Regions from separate parts of the Homo sapiens genome. Here region 2 is linked to region 1. The links are chromatin loops, found by intact Hi-C in ENCODE. Cell type or tissue: PC-9. All regions are shown on one strand. Each heading gives the region's core, and the rest is flanking DNA. Links, peaks and the distances in the headings are about the cores only. Region 1 has its middle 16 kb from the start of LINC02707. Region 2 has its middle 64 kb from the start of EHF.

Region 1 (8,342 bases), core at 57-8,056:
ATGTCCACTAGTTTTATATATTGTATATGGCTGCTTTTGTATTACAATAGCAGAAGCAGAGTCGAGTAGGTTGGACAGAGATTTAATGGACGCAAAGTCAAAATTATTTAATATCTGGCCTTTTGCAAAATAAGATTTACCAAGCCTTGGTCTGGGTGGTCAACAAAACAATAAATCAAGCCTTGATCTGTAGTGTCTGCCAATTTCCATGGTGTAAATACTCCCATCATGGCCAATTTCTATCTACCAACATGACACAGCAAAACATAGAGTTGGGAAGAGATGTGTAAAGTACACCGTTATAGAGTATTCTCACTCTATAGCTACAGTGGCTATAAATAACTTCCAGAGCATAGACAATAGTAAAATGTAGTCATAATTAAGAACTGGTAAGTTTTGAGTGTTTATTACCTTTGTTTCTAAATACAATTTATTTAATTTTAAGTTTATATTTTAATTTCGAATAATGGCTGGGTTTAACAAGTGGTTTGCAAAATCTCTGAGAACTTAACAATCAGTTATCATGAGTTGGCACTATTGCTTTCCTTTGGTGCCCAGCTGTCTTCTTTTTTCAGCCATTTCCCTGTCTCCAGGAGATAATCCTTTTTTTTCTTCTCAGCCTGTCTGCTTCCCAAAGTATCCTTTGTTCTTTTCATGGCCCTCTGGCTACGCAGGGACCCCACTTTTTGCCAAACTAATCTTTTAAAACATATGTCCCACAGAGTACCATTCCCTTTCATCTGCTTCCCATCAATACTCTTATTTCTACAATAGGGTTGATACCAAATGGCCAGCAACAATTTGTAATAAGCTGTAAATGATTAATGGCCTGGAAACACTTGCATTTTAAAAAAAGGAGTCTTGTTGACCCAAAGGTTATAGGGTTTGAATGTCTGGCAACATTGCAGGTGTGAGGAACGTCTTTGGAATTCCTAGTTCCCCCCAAAAGGTTACTGTCTTCTTCAGTGACAAACAACCAACCCAAGCGTGTACCCTGATGCTCCTCATTACCCCTCAAAACTTTTTCCTTTTCAATCTTTTTAGTTTTAGCTCTTTATTTCCCCTCCACTTTCATTCCTTATTTAAACCTCTCAATTGTAACTGAAGCAGATGTTATATGGACTTGGGGAAAGGGATCAATAAATCATTCAGTTGTTTGTGCTTATCTAGAACTGTCAGCCCCTGAATTGTGTGGTCTTGGCTGGCATCTGAGCACACCTGGTGCATCAGCAGAATCAGTGTTCTCTCAGTTCCTGGTTGGCTCTACTGTCTGGCACCATTCGGCTGTTTGTACTTATCTGGAACTGCCAATGGGAAGATCACATGGTCATTGAGAAACCGCACCCTGAAGAGATGGCTAAAAGCCTGGAGGGCATGCCCATCACAGCCTTGCCGGGAGTGTGAAAGGTGGTGTGAAGACCCTGGGGCTCACAGGACTCCCTCACCACGGGGCACAGTGTAAGAAGGTCCACGGTGAAAATGCAGTAGGAGGCAGTTACATCAGGCTCTGGATCGATGATATCAAGGAACAACCCAGGCTGAAGGAAAAGGCGTTTGTGTTTCAGGAAAGATGTATTGAGCCTCATCCATGCTCCAGACTTTGTTTAGGCCCTGGGTTACAGCATGGAATGGAATGAAACCCCTGTTCTTTAGTTTCTTACATGTTGAGTGGGTGAGACAGAAAGCAGCAATATGGTAAAGAGGGGGGAACAGGGGAAGAATGGTAGGAGATCAAGTTAGAGAGGGGAATGGGCTAGATCATGGAGCAACCGGGGCAAGATGTCAAGCCCTTGGAAGGTTTTGAGCAAGAGAGTGTTATGTTCTGACTTACGTCTTGAAACACTCTAGTTGCTGTACAAGGAGACCAGGTCAGAGGCTATTGCAGTTGTCCAGGTGAAGGTGGCCAGGTAGCGATGGAGGATGAGAAGTAGAAAATTCTGTGAAGGCAGAGCTGACAGGATTTACAGATGGATTGGCTCATGAGAGGAAAAGAGGGACTCACGGATGATGCCAAAGTTTTTGACCTGAGAAACTGGAAGAATGGAATTTCCACTTACTATGATGGGAGAGGTTGTGAAAGGATGACTTAGGGGTTGGAGAAAACCAGGAGTTTGGATATGGGCCTTAGATATTGCCATGCAGATGTTGAGTAGACAGCTGCACATATGAGTTGGGAGTGCAGAGGGAGAGGCTGGGGTTCTGGGTATCAGTATATGAATCATCTGTGTCCACATGGCATTTAAAGGCATGAGACCAGGTGACCCCCCTTATAGAAAGATTAGATCCAAAAGAGTAGTGGTCTGAGGACTGGGCTTTAGGCCCTGATGCTCAGAGGTGAGGACCCAGGAAAGGAGACACAGAGAATCCTCTTTGTCAGAGCATTACAAAAGGGCTATTTGGAAATAGTTCAGGTGGTGACTGGGTGAAAAGCCCTTCGAACAGCCTCAAGGACCCAGGCTGGTGGACTGCTGGCTGAGTCCTGTTGTGCCTCAGAGGATATTGTAATATTTGGAAAAATTTCTCCAAGTCAAATTTAAATTAACATGAATGTCATATGGCTTTTTGGTACGTCCTACAGTCAAGCAAATAACAATTGGATAGGGTAGCTGCAGGAAGACTGGGTGTCTCTACAGTGGTCAAGTTGGAAGAACAAAGAATGAGTGATTGATCTTTTGCTACTCCCCAAGGGGAGAAGCCACTGATAGCTTCCTTGGAAGCACTTTGTATCTCACCTGCCCCAGAGTAGATTAAATATTAAGTTTCCTCCCTTCTTTCAAGTCCTAGTGCTGCCATTGATAGTGCTGTGACTTCAGGAAAGTTGCTTAACTTTTCCAAACCTCTATTTCCTCATTACTAATGAGTAATAATTCCCACCATAGGGTGTTTATAAAGATTAAATAATTTTAAATATGTTGAAGCATGTAGTGAACTGCAAAGCAATATGCAAATATAAGAGGTGGAAATGACTATGCCTATAATTACGTGGCTCAATTTACACAATAATAGATTTTCACACTTTGCATAAATAATGAGGGTTTTTATACTCAAGTCACTGAACTTACTATCTTCAGGATCCAAAATCCCCAAACAGAAGGCATCCCCTACTGTTAGCTCAAATAGCTCTTGCTGGTTTAGAGAGTTAATGCAAGCCCCACTGCCTCCTGAGCTGGAAACATGAAACAGAAGTTTCAGTTCCCTAATCAATCCATTCTTTCTTCCTCTGGCTTCTGATAGGCCTCCTCCTTATCTTTGTAAACCCTGTAGCTGGTTGCTAGTTGAAAGTGCCTCTGATCTCCCTCTTCTGCCTCCCATGATGTTGATAAAAAGCACGAGGGCACATGCAGGATGAAAACGATCGTGGTCCTGCCAGCCTGAATTATTAAAGCATTTCAGTCCTAAGTATGAGGTGTGTATATGTTGGGGTGTGGAGTGAGTTGTGGAGATGAGAGACAGCTGAATTACATAAAGTTGAGAAGATCTGAGTTCTAGTCTTGAAATTCACAAGCCATCTCTATACAATAGTTCCGTTACTCAGTAAAGTAAAAGCATTGGATCTAAGCTTTAAGGACCCTTCTAGTTCTTTCTGATTGGAATTGTGTGACTTCATCTTTTGTGGGTTAGAAACTCATCACTCTGTCCAGTTATTTCTATATTATGCCACCAGATGGCAATGTTTCCTTAACCCCAAAGAAAGTTTTCATTCTGGTAAAAAGTCAAGTTTTGTTGCCAACTTTTCCCCCTCTGAACGTGCAAAAGAATGATTTTCCGAAGCTGTGGAGGAAAGAAAGAACTCTCCTTCTGAACATCTCAGGTGGTTTATGCTGGAAACAGACAGGACCCTGTTTAGAGAAGATCTCTCTTTTCTTCGTGGACTGGGAACTCCAGTTGGAATGATGTCTCCTGTGATTGCGTATGGTGGGAGGTGGGAGATGTTGGAATTGGCGTGTCCTCAGGAGGCTTGGGGGTGGGGGAGATGTGCCCTAGCTGGTGGGCCTGCATGAGCCCTGCAAAACTCTGACTTATAGAGGGGCATCAGATGCCAAGTTTTACCAGACCATGCAGAACTAGGAATTGCCAGATGCACTCATAGGGCAGCTAAAATGGTCCTGGCAGAATCAGACTCTTTCGCTCATAAAGGTCAGAGACGCAAGAAAGCGACATAAAGTCCAGCCCTTTTCTTGTGCAGATGGGGAAATTGAGGCCTAGAGCAGGTCAGCTGTCCTGATTCTATCTCCTTGCCAAGTTACTTTGTATTTAAACATTTCAAGTAGACTTTTCAATCATCTCATCTTGCTGTGTTCAGCTAGCGCACCTTGTTAAGCCTGTTGGCCTCCGGGCCTGCCAAGCCCCTGCATCTATACACACCAGGGCATGCTGCATGCGCTCAGTGAGACTTCAACAGCTGACTGATTCGTTCAAACCTATCAAACAGCAGACTTAGCTAGTTGGGGAGAAAAGTCATTTAAAGTAATTGCTTATTAATCTGCAAAACAAGTCTCATAGCAGGTTTTTATTTTATTTTATTTTTTTTTTTGCTTTTAACAACGATATAATAACAACAAACATTTGTTTAGTGTTTCCTGTGGACCAGGCTCTGTGTTAAGCACTTAACATCACTATATCATGCACTTTTGCTAATAAAGCTGTGAAATAGTTATTACTATTTCTGCTTTACAGCTGCAACAGAGACTCAGAGAGGTTAGGTAACTTGCCCCAGGTCACAGAGCTGGAAGGAGCAGAGCCAATATTCACACCCTGATTTGCGTAATTCCAGATTTGATCTTCTAGCTTCTATGCTGTGCTGCCTCTTCATGACAGTTTTTCTCATGTACAGGATCTGATGCAGAAACTTATCGGAGTTTCTTACCGGAGCACCAGTCACCTCTCATCATTTTCCTGTTTTGACGTGAAGGCTCAGTGATAGTGAGCAGGCTCAGGGTCTACAGAGTTGGTGATATCAGCATCACACAGGACATTCAGAATGTTGACTCCAGGGATGTTGAGAGATACTCCTGCACAAAGCTGCCAGCACCCGTGTCCAAGAAACACTCAGAATCTAGGTCTCCTTGTATATTTTCCCCACTACCTGCAAAGGTAAAGAGGAACAGGCAGTGCTGGGACCGAGGGAGCGACAGTCCTAATGGAAGCTAGTGTGTTGAGAGTCTCCTCTGTGTCATGCTCTGAGCGACATGTTTTATATGCACGATCTCATTTAGACCTTGTGACAGCATGTTGTAGCAAGGACCCCATCATCACAGGGGGCAAATGTCTGCAGTGCAGAAAGTCGTCCTGAAGAAATGGATGTCAGATAAAAACAGTCTTCATAAATCAATGATCCTGTTTTACCTCAAAAGTGCATGAAATGGAAATGGAAATATCTTGTGAAGATGTAGACAAATGACGGTCATTGCCCAGAGCAGTAGTTACTGTCAGAAAAAGAGATAAGGATTTCCAGTCTGACAGACTGGATTCCTGGCTCAACACCACCCCCTTCTAACCATGTGACCTTGGGCAAATTACCTAACCTTTTCTGAGTCTCAATTTCCTCATCTTCCAAAAGGGGATAATATCATATATGTTCCAAGATTGCTGTGAGTATTAAATGAGATGATGTATGTAAAGTACCTGGCCAGCAGTCTCTGGCACATAGTAAGTATTCAATAAAGACTAATGGTGGAGATGAGTATAGGGGCTACTAATGCCCATCCTTACTCCAGAGACTTCTTTCTGACCATCATGAGGCACTTTTGAATATCTAAACCCATTTAAAGCCCACTTTTCTCTATGGCTGGCCATTTCTGCCTATTGACAGCTAATTTGCCTCATCCTACAGGACACCTTCCATGTTTCCCCAGACTCCAGAAATCAGGTATTAAATTATCAGGGCTTCAGGAGCCATGGTCTATGATGAGTTTACTACCTGTGCCCAATAAATGTTTAAGAAATAAATAAGAGCCAATATAACTATAAAGACCAAGAGCCAAAATAAGTCTCTTTGCTTGCGCTTTAGATCTTAAGAGTCCTTTATATTCAAGCTGCTCAGAGTCAAACGTGTGCCTAATAAACATTCTACAAAGGTCCTGGCGTGGTGTGACCAAAGGAAGAGAGAGGGCTCCAGTGTCTGTCACTGGGAGACCAGATGGACAGCCACGTGGGGCAGGGCCACTGGTGCCACATGTCCAGGTCTGTTAAGCCCTATGAAAGACACTTGAGTCAAAATGTATTTCTATCTAAGAAAGAAGACTATAAATGGAAAAGGGAGAGGGGAGAAGACCTCTCAAGGGCATCTCCCTCTAGAAGTAGAGATTGTGAATCTGCAGCAGAAAGGTTTTAAACAAGGGATAGCAGAATGCCTGGATGGTGTTCTAGTGCCTGAATGGAAAAAGGCCACAATGACCAACAAATCCCACCTACATCCGCCTTCCTCACTGCCTGAAATCCCACCATTAGGATTTTTTTCCTTTTGGGTTAGCAACCAAGAAAGAGTAAAGTCTGGAAGACTCTTATTCCACATCTTCACTTTGCAGCGCCTCTTTTTTTTTTTTTTTTTGAGATAGAGTCTTGCTCTGTCACCCAGGCTGGAGTGCAGTGATGCGATCTCAGCTCACTGCAAGCTCTGCTTCCTGGGTTCACATCATTCTCGTGCTTCAGCCTCCCGAGTAGCTGGGACTACAGGCACCTGCCACCACTCCCAGCTATTTTTTTTTGTATTTTTAGTGGAGACAGGGTTTCACCGTGTTAGCCAGGATGGTCTTGACCTCATGATCCGTCCGCCTTGGCCTCCCAAAGTGCTGGGATTACCACCTCTTCTTAATTACAAACATAAACAAAAACTAACAACTTTCTAGTTTTTTCTTTTTCTTTTTTTTTAAATTACAAAAGAGATCCATATTCGTCAGAGAATAATTGGAAAAAAGAGATAAGCAAAATCAGAAAAATAAATTCAGCCTGTAATCACCCAGAGATAACAATTATTAAAATTTAGGTATTCACTTTGTTATTTCCTTTTATAACAAAACTTTTTTTTCTTGTGAAATTTAATAGAATACAATTGAACTATTTTTTCCTTTATGGTTAATGATTCTTGTTTCTTATTTAGGAAATCATTTCCTGAGTCATAAAGAATTCTCTCATATTTTCTTCTAAAGCTTTATACAGTTTTGCCCTTCAAATAAGGTTAATAACCCACCTAGAATTGATTTCTGTGTATGGCATGCAGTAGAGACAAGTTCTACTTTTTTCTCTCAAATGAATATTCAGTTGGACCAAGGCTGTCCTTTCTCCACTACTTTGCAGTTTCACTTTTTGTTGAAAAATCAATTGTTCATACATGGGTAGATCTCTTTCTGGGCACTCTTGGAGTCTATTGGTCTGTCTATAAGTTGAACAGGATCAGACAGGCTGTGCTTTGTTTCAGGTAACAAAGAACCCCAACATCTCACTGATGAATACACTAAAGTCATTTTTGTTTTCCATTGGCAGTTCACTTCTGATGCAGGAGATGCATCAGGCCAACCGCCCTTTGCAAGGTGAAGTGTCTGCACCATTGGAAGTACTCTCCATCCAGGGGAGAGAGACTGGAAATGGTCCATGAGGTTTTCATCGACCCAGAATGAAAGCATCACCCATCATTCCCTTCTTGTTACAGCCTATTTGTCAGAACCAGTCAGAGTTCCACCCACCTGCAAAAGGTTGTGACGTGCTGTTTGCGATTTGCCTGGAAGGAGGGAATACCCAGATACAGGAAAATGCTAGTGACGTGCACTTCCATCTAACTATCTTTGAATGAAAATGACAGTCTTAATTACTGCAGTAAGATAAGCAGACTCTATACCTGGTAGAGCAAGTCCTCTTACCCCATTTCTTCTTCAAGAAGGTCTTGGCTAGTTTGGAACCTTGGCAATCCCATATAAACTTTAGAAAATGCTAGTTAAGTTCTTTAAAAATCCTGCTGAGACTTTTATTGAATCCATAGCTTCATTTAGAGAGAGCTGACATTTAAATTAGGGAGTGCTCCAAGCCACTAACATAGAATTTCTCTCTTTTACTCCAGGTCTTCTTTAATTTCTCTCGAGTGTTTTGTAATGTTTTGCGCAAAGTTCTTGCACATCTTTTGATAGATTTCCCCCTAGGTTTTGGATATTTTTAAGATGCTAGTGTAAATGTTATTGCTATATATTTTTCATTTTACAAATATATGTGTTTAGTATATAGAAATTTAATTCATGTTTCTGTATTGACTTTATTGAGTAACCTTATGAAACTTTCTTAAATTCTAAAAATTATCCACAGCTTCCCATAGATTTTCTATGTAGGTAATAACATAATCCACAAAAATGACA
Region 2 (8,342 bases), core at 84-8,083, 98 kb after region 1:
CAATGTAAGTTGTCTCAATTATTCATCTCAACATGCTATAATTATTGTCCCTGTTTTATAAATGATGAAAACTTAGGCTCAGGCAGGTTGAGGCTCACCCAAGATCTCATGGCCATTAAGTGACAGAAGCGGAACTTGAATGCAAGTTTTCTGAAACATGTTCTCCACCACATCAACCAACAATTTGAAAGGCTGTCCTAGAGCCGCCTCCCATCCCTCCTTCTGAGTATGTGGAAGGACACAATCTCCTCTTTGCTTCGGCCTTTTCATAGGTAAACATCCCTTTGTAAACTACCCATTATGGGGGAACAGATGCCTGCTATCTTCTAGTGGAGTTTCAAAGGCCCGAATACCTCCACCTGCAGCCAACACAGCACATTTTGCAGGTACTTTGCAGTAATATGAGCCTCTGGTTATTTCCTGAGATGGATTCTTTAATTTTCATGCTTAAACACAAATATAGCTTTGGTCCCTGTAAACAAACACAGTGACAAAGCTACATGACTCACCTACCAGTCATTTCCAGTGGCTTTCCAAAGCATGGGCATGGCATGGTACTGACCACGCATTCTGTCTCCCTGGAAACTGGTTCTTAGGACATGCCTGAGAAAATTAGTTCACTTGTCAGCCACCTGCACTGTGCCATTCTGTTAAGGTAGATTAAGGAGGTGAGGAATGAGGTCTGAGAGCAAGGGGAATCATGGCTTTGCTTGGAAAGAAAGAAGTCTCTTTTGGGCTAGGAGCAATCAATCATTTGACAATCAATTGATTTAGAGTGTGTTGAGAGCCAGGTGCCTGGAATATAAAAAGAGATGAGTTCAGGGAGCCTGGAGGCAAAACCAAGGTTGGAACATGTTTCCTGACCAGCACAAGCGGTAGAGTATTTAACATTATTGACTATTTAGGAAAATCTGGACTTTCACCATAAGCTTAAGACATGGTACCCTGTCATTAATCTTACAATCTTTTGGTAAAGGAAAATGAAGTTGTTGGGATTGAAAAACCTCTCCTTCTAAATCTCCTTTCCCAAATATGGGCCACTTAGAATTCTACCTTGAGTTTTTTGTCTTTTGCTTAAAGTTTTGATCATTATTAACATGTAAATATCCTGGGAAAAAATAACTGATGTGATCAGGGATAGGCTTCACCCATCATACTATTTCAAAAGAAGGAAAGAGCTAAACTAATGTGTTGAGAGGGACTCTCAGGTAGGACTCTGTGAGAGAGATCTGTCCTTGGGCTGGAATGAGAAGTGGTAGGATGGATGTTTTACAGGCACATTTATTTACCTTACAGTGGGGTGCATTAGTTTACTCATTCAATAGTGGTATTTGGGTATAAAAGAAGGATCTAGGAGTAAGTCATAAAAATACATATTTCTCATTAAAATTAATATTATAGAGAAGTTAGGAAACGAGAAAAAAATAAATATAAAATAGAAAAATATCGATAGTTTTACCTCTCAAGTATATATTTTATGTCTTAACATATGTGCTAACAATTTTGTATATTTCTTTCCAGCCCTTGTTCTATGCATTACTTTTTTAAAACGTAGTTGAGATTAAATTACAGCATAATTTTGTATCCTGTCTTTTCATTATCATTATACCCTAAGCACTTTGCATATTACTATAAACTTTAATATTAAAATAGCTAATATATTTTAAGTATTGATAATCAGTATGTGCTAGACACCATGCTAAACACTATATGAGATCCACTATCCCATTTAATCTCCACATAAATTAGTAGGTACTATTACTGTTTTTATATTACAAAGGCTAACACTGAGGCTTAGAAAAGTTAGTTCATTTGTTCACAGCCACACAGCTAAAAGTGGAACAGTTGGGATGTAAATCCAGGCTTGCCAGGCTGCTAAACATGTATTACTATTTTTTCAAGGATGATATTATGTGATAGTTTAATTGAAAGTGTTTTTTCTTACTTAATGATACATGAAATATGGAGGATCTTACAATTAATGGCACCTTAGCATAAATGAAACTTAGTTGTATTAATCTAGGATTACTTTTTATACCTCTACAAATCTCTATGCCTTTACCCAATCAGTTTTGAAAACATATTTTATTTTCTTTTTTTTCTCCATGCGTGACCTGCTATTGTCAATGGCCATTTGGAATTCCCAAAGGATTGGTAGAGGTATGCAGTTGGGATAAAGCATTGAGGATACCAACCAAATGACTCACCAGGGAAAACCTGAGCTCTGCTCTTAAATCTGTCTGTATTCCTGGCCAAGATGCCTCATCTCCTCCTTAGTGCTCTCAGTCTTCTTCTACTTTAATGTTATTTTTAATGACCATATAATTTTCTTTCAAGTGGGAAAAATGATGGGCTTGATTGTTCTCCTATTCGTGGCATTTCTTTTATTTCAATATATTCACTATATAAATAAGGTAGGAGCAAGCATTAAAACATGGTGGGTGAGAAACTCTAGAGATGGAGGGAAAAAGAACATAGGAATTATTTATTTTCTCTGGGTACTGTGCTCTTCTACAGGGTGTTCATAAAGGCTAGAAACATAGAAAAATATATATAACAAATGTTTTATTGATATTACAGACAATAGGCGATGTGTTCAAAGTGCTATCTCTCATTATCAATGTGTGGTTCAATTTGCTGATGAAAATTGCAAAAAACTAGGTACTCTTAATGCATTTCCATAAATCTGTACAGATGCATCTAGGATGCATTGTCTCAGACAATTTATGCCTAGATTTTTCCATTGTGTAAACTGTGCCATTAACATACCCCCAGAGGAAGAATTATAATGAGTTCAGTCTTTGCAAAAGTAGATGTTGGTCACTCTACATTATGTTGTAATACACTCTGTGTTATGGCTTTTTTATCACAGTTTGCCTGGCTTACTACAAACATCTGTATATTGGACATCTCTTTACCAGACACCATAATTCCTTATATATATGAGATATATATATATATATAATATATATATATAAAATTTATTTGACATGTGTAGTATATTTTTCTCCATGAGATAATGAGCACTTACAGGGCAAGAATATTCTCAGCTGCAGAGGTGATCACACTCCACAATTTATGAAACATAATTATTATTAGGCCCTGAAGCATTTCTTTTTAAATTTTACATGTTTATGTACTGTCTTTTATTTTCCTACTCACTCCAGTTTCCATGCCTCTTACCATGGGTGACCATTCTGTTTAATGTGTTTGTTGTACATGGTCTCCTGTGGGGTTGGGTAAAGAATTCGTTGGGATGTACACCTGGAATCTTTGGGTCCTAACTCCCACCCACAGTAATGAACTTTCTTGTGGCATCTCATCCTCATCAACACTTCCACTGTCCAGCTTGGGATTGTTGTTGGTTCAGAAGGTAGAAAGTGATATCTCCTTGTTTTAAATTACTTTTCTCTAAACACGGTGACTATAGTTAATAACAATGTATTGTGTACTTGAAAATTGCTAAGAGAGTGGATTTTAAGTGTTCTTACCACAAAAAATGGTATGTGGAGCTAATATATGGTAACTAGCTGAGTTTAGCCATTCCACAAATCTATACATATTTCAAAACATCATTTTGTACACCATACATATATATACTTTTTATTTATCAATTGAAAACATTACATTTAAAAACAGCTTTCCTCTGACTACTAGTAATTTTGAATGACTTTAATATACTAAGTAATCTTCTGTGTTTCCTCTTCTTCAAATTGTCTTTTCATACCCTCTATTTTCTTATTGGGGCTATTGTATTTGGGGAAATTTATTGAATTTGTTTGAATATTTTAGATATTGGTTTTAGAGATTACAAATATCTTCTGAGGTGCTCTCTCACTTTCCTTTTAAATACTGTCATTCCCCTATTTTTTTTTCATGATGTCCTTCAATGAACAAAAATCCACAGTTTTGTTATAGTCAAATCTTTCAAGGGTTTTTTTTCATTGCCATTGGGTTTGTGCTCTGGAAGTTTTATTGATGCTCTCTCTTTCCCTGCCACAAGCCCCTAGGTCACAAAAATATTCTACATTTTCTTCTAATTATTTTAGTTTTATAGCTCACATTTAGGCCTTTAATTAATCTAGAATCTATCCTTGTTTAAGGAGTTCAATGAGGATTTCATTAATTTCAGTTTTCTAGTTTCTCAATATTTATTAAACAAAGTGTCTCTCAATGAATGCGTAATCTATTATCTATTTGTCCGACACTAATTTTTTCTCTTCTGTTGGCTAATTTGTTTTTGAAACATTACCACACTGTTTTCATTATCAGTCTCTAATATGTCTTAAAGTTAATGTTGTCTTGGTAATTTGTGAACCAATATAAATTTTAGATGATCAAGTTCCTTGAAAACAATCCAGCTGGAATTTTAGTTGGTATTGCCTTGATTTTACAGGTCCTTACCTGAAGCCCAAGGTGATTTTTGGCCGCTGGCGACCTTGTGACCGTTGGCAGTGGGTCAGATGTGGCACTCAGAATTAGGGGAAGGATTGGTGATGCCAGAACATCTGGTGAAGCCGGCACTTCAAGGCACTCCTCAAGCCTGGAAAGCCTCACCAATAGGTATGACTCATGGTTTCGTGAAAAGCTGCTGATCTCATTAGTTTCAGAAATGATTGCATGGCTGGGCAGGGACTCTCGGGTAGATGCAGCGCTGACTGGGTGCCCCCGGGAAGAATACCTCGCATTTCTCCTGAGGTGGTGAAATAGGCGGAAACTGGTTCCCATCCAAATCCTGGAAACCACCATGGGTGAGGTCATGTCCACACATGTCAAGGCCTTGATGAGATAGTTATCTGCATAGTCCAGAAAAATCACTTTTCCACCAAACATTCTAAATGATTGATGGAGAAACAAATTTTCCAATTACGCTAACTTTCATTGTTATTACTAAAGAATTAAGTGCTACACCACACACACACACACACACACACACACACACACAGTCACACAATATTCAGATAAAAAGAAAGCCTAATTATTTTATATTCAGAAAAAAATGAATTGGCCTTTCTGAACAACCACAACGATGAAAAAGGAAAAGAAATCTGTTAAAACTTTAATTTTAGTTTTCCTTTTAGATTTTAAAATAATTGTGAAATATTTCAAACATAGAAAATATATAGAGTTTTTCTTTCTTTTTGGGAAACAGAGTTACAATGAAAGATACAATTGGAGACCACAGGGTACCATTGCGCCGGTCCTATTCTTCTGCTTCTCTTCTGAGTACTCATGCTTATTTTATACTTTTACTATCTATGTATGCATCCCTAAACTGTAAATAGCAAAATTTTGCACATTTTAAGATTTTATCTGAATGGTCCTATGTCTGTATCATTCTGCAGTGTGTGTTTTATCAATATTAGTATTTGTTGTTCTCTCAATTTGAAGTTTTCCACATTTATTTTAAGTGTTCCATTAAACATATTCCATTCCAGAAAATATATTGAAATTTATTCATTTCTATTGATAGATATTTAAATCATTTCCAAATGTTTGCTCCCAGGAAAACAGCTGCAATGGACATTATTACACATGTTTCCTCATGCACAAGAGTTAGAGTTTCTCTAAAACACTATTTTGGAGAGAGTATGAGCATCTTCAGAGTTCCTAGATAATGCCAAATTGTTTTTCAAAGTAATAGTATTAATTTACCCTCCTACCAGCATATCCTTACCAACACTTGGCATTGCCAAACTTTTGAATTTTCATAAATTTGATGGATGTGAAATGTTTTCTCATTAGTGTTATAATTTGCATTCTGCAGATATTAATGAGTTTGAGCACATTTTCATATATTTATTGTCTTCTCAGGTTTTCTTTCCTGTGAATTGCCTGTTTATATTTATTTATTTATTTCTGACCTGGGGGATGCTATAAACTGAATTCTGTGCCCCACTCCCTACCCAGTTCCCTACCCAGTTTCGTATGTTGAAGCTTTAACCCTTAATGTGATCGTATTTGGAGATGGGGTGTTTGGAAGTTTAATGTATTTATTTAAATTTTTTATTTCCATAGGTTATTGGTGAACAGGTGGTGTTTAGTTACATGAGTAAGCTCTTTAGTGGTGATTTGTGAGATTTTGATGCGCCCATCATCCGAGCGGTGTACACTGCCCCAATCTGTAGTCTTTTTTTTTTTTTAATTATACTTTAAGTTTTAGGGTACATGTGCACATTGTGCAGGTTAGTTACATATGTATACATGTGCCATGCTGGTGCACTGCACCCACTAACTCGTCATCTAGCATTAGGTATATCTCCCAATGCTATCCCTCCCCCCTCCCCCCACCCCACAACAGTCCCCAGAGTGTGATATTCCCCTTCCTGTGTCCATGTGATCTCATTGTTCAATTCCCACCTATGAGTGAGAATATGCGGTGTTTGATTTTTTGTTCTTGGCGATAGTTTACTGAGAATGATGTTTTCCAATTTCATCCATGTCCCTACAAAGGACATGAACTCATCATTTTTTATGGCTGCATAGTATTCCATGGTGTATATGTGCCACATTTTCTTAATCCAGTCTATCATTGTTGGACATTTGGGTTGGTTCCAAGTCTTTGCTATTGTGAATAATGCCACAATAAACATATGTGTCCATGTGTCTTTACAGCAGCATGATTTATAGTCCTTTGGGTATATACCCAGTAATGGGATGGCTGGGTCAAATGGTATTTCTAGTTCTAGATCCCTGAGGAATCGCCACACTGACTTCCACAATGGTTGAACTAGTTTACAGTCCCACCAACAGTGTAAAAGTGTTCCTATTTCTCCACATCCTCTCCAGCACCTGTTGTTTCCTGACTTTTTAATGATTGCCATTCTAACTGGTGTGAGATGGTATCTCATTGTGGTTTTGATTTGCGTTTCTCTGATGGCCAGTGATGATGAGCATTTTTTCATGTGTTTTTTGGCTGCATAAATGTCTTCTTTTGAGAAGTGTCTGTTCATGTCCTTTGCCCACTTTTTGATGGGGTTGTTTGTTTTTTTCTTGTAAATTTGTTTGAGTTCATTGTAGATTCTGGATATTAGCCCTTTGTCAGATGAGTAGGTTGCGAAAATTTTCTCCCATTTTGTAGGTTGCCTGTTCACTCTGATGGTAGTTTGTTTTGCTGTGCAGAAGCTCTTTAGTTTAACTAGATCCCATTTGTCAATTTTGTCTTTTGTTGCCATTGCTTTTGGTGTTTCAGACATGAAGTCCTTGCCCATGCCTATGTCCTGAATGGCAATGCCTAGGTTTTCTTCTAGAGTTTTTATGGTTTTAGGTCTAACGTTTAAGTCTTTAATCCATCTTGAATTGATTTTTGTATAAGGTGTAAGGAAGGGATCCAGTTTCAGCTTTCTACATATGGCTAGCCAGTTTTCCCAGCACCATTTATTAAATAGGGAATCCTTTCCCCATTGCTTGCTTTTCTCAGGTTTGTCAAAGATCAGATAGTTGTAGATATGCGGCATTATTTCTGAGGGCTCTGTTCTGTTCCATTGGTCTATATCTCTGTTTTGGTACCAGTACCATGCTGTTTTGTTTACTGTAGCCTTGTAGTATAGTTTGAAGTCAGGTAGCGTGATGCCTCCAGCTTTGTTCTTTTGGCTTAGGATTGACTTGGCGATGCGGGCTCTTTTTTGGTTCCATATGAACTTTAAAGTAGTTTTTTCCAATTCTGTGAAGAAAGGCATTGGTAACTTGATGGGGATGGCATTGAATCTGTAAATTACCTTGGGCAGTATGGCCATTTTCACGATATTGATTCTTCCTACCCATGAGCATGGAATGTTCTTCCATTTGTTTGTATCCTCTTTTATTTCCTTGAGCAGTGGTTTGTAGTTCTCCTTGAAGAGGTCCTTCACATCCCTTGTAAATTGGATTCCTAGGTATTTTATTCTCTTTGAAGCAGTTGTGAATGGGAGTTCACTCATGATTTGGCTCTCTGTTTCTCTGTTGCTGGTGTATAAGAATGCTTGTGATTTTTGTCCATTGATTTTGTTTTCTGAGACTTTGCTGAAGTTGCTTATCAGCTGAAGGAGATTTTGGGCTGAGACAGTGGGGTTTTCTAGATATACAATCATGTCATCTGCAAACAGGGACAATTTGACTTCCTCTTTTCCTAATCGAATACCCTTTATTTCCTTCTCCTGCCTAATTGCCCTGGCCAGAACTTCCAACACTATGTTGAATAGGAGTGGTGAGAGAGGGCATCCCTGTCTTGTGCCAGTTTTCAAAGGGAATGCTTCCAGTTTTTGCCCATTCAGTATGATATTGGCTGTGGGTTTGTCATAGATAGCTCTTATTATTTTGAAATACGTCCCATCAATACCTAATTTATTGAGAGTTTTTAGCAT

Evidence for each region. A loop is a pair of places that touch in the nucleus more often than their neighbours do. Peaks named below come from ENCODE experiments on the same cell type or tissue, not always from the same donor. Only the 100,000 strongest peaks of a DNase experiment are listed, where the experiment ranks them.
Region 2: a loop joins it to region 1, with 4 times the contacts of the local background. A loop is called at or near these places in 2 of 110 quality-filtered maps.

The regions. Positions count from the first base shown.
Region 1 is chr11:34,582,748-34,591,089 of GRCh38, forward strand. No RefSeq gene overlaps it. Among named protein-coding and RNA genes, the nearest start is that of LINC02707, 16 kb to the left of the region's middle. In PC-9, for the core only: CTCF peaks have their summits at 3,666 (motif pointing right) and 3,865; a DNase peak (open chromatin) is centred at 3,654; H3K27ac peaks cover 870 bases.
Region 2 is chr11:34,680,835-34,689,176 of GRCh38, forward strand. It overlaps the pseudogene NDUFB8P3. Among named protein-coding and RNA genes, the nearest start is that of EHF, 64 kb to the left of the region's middle. RefSeq lists enhancers at 1-530, 3,886-5,085, 4,556-4,725. In PC-9, for the core only: no CTCF peak of the experiment used is centred there; DNase peaks (open chromatin) are centred at 537 and 4,637; H3K27ac peaks cover 5,412 bases.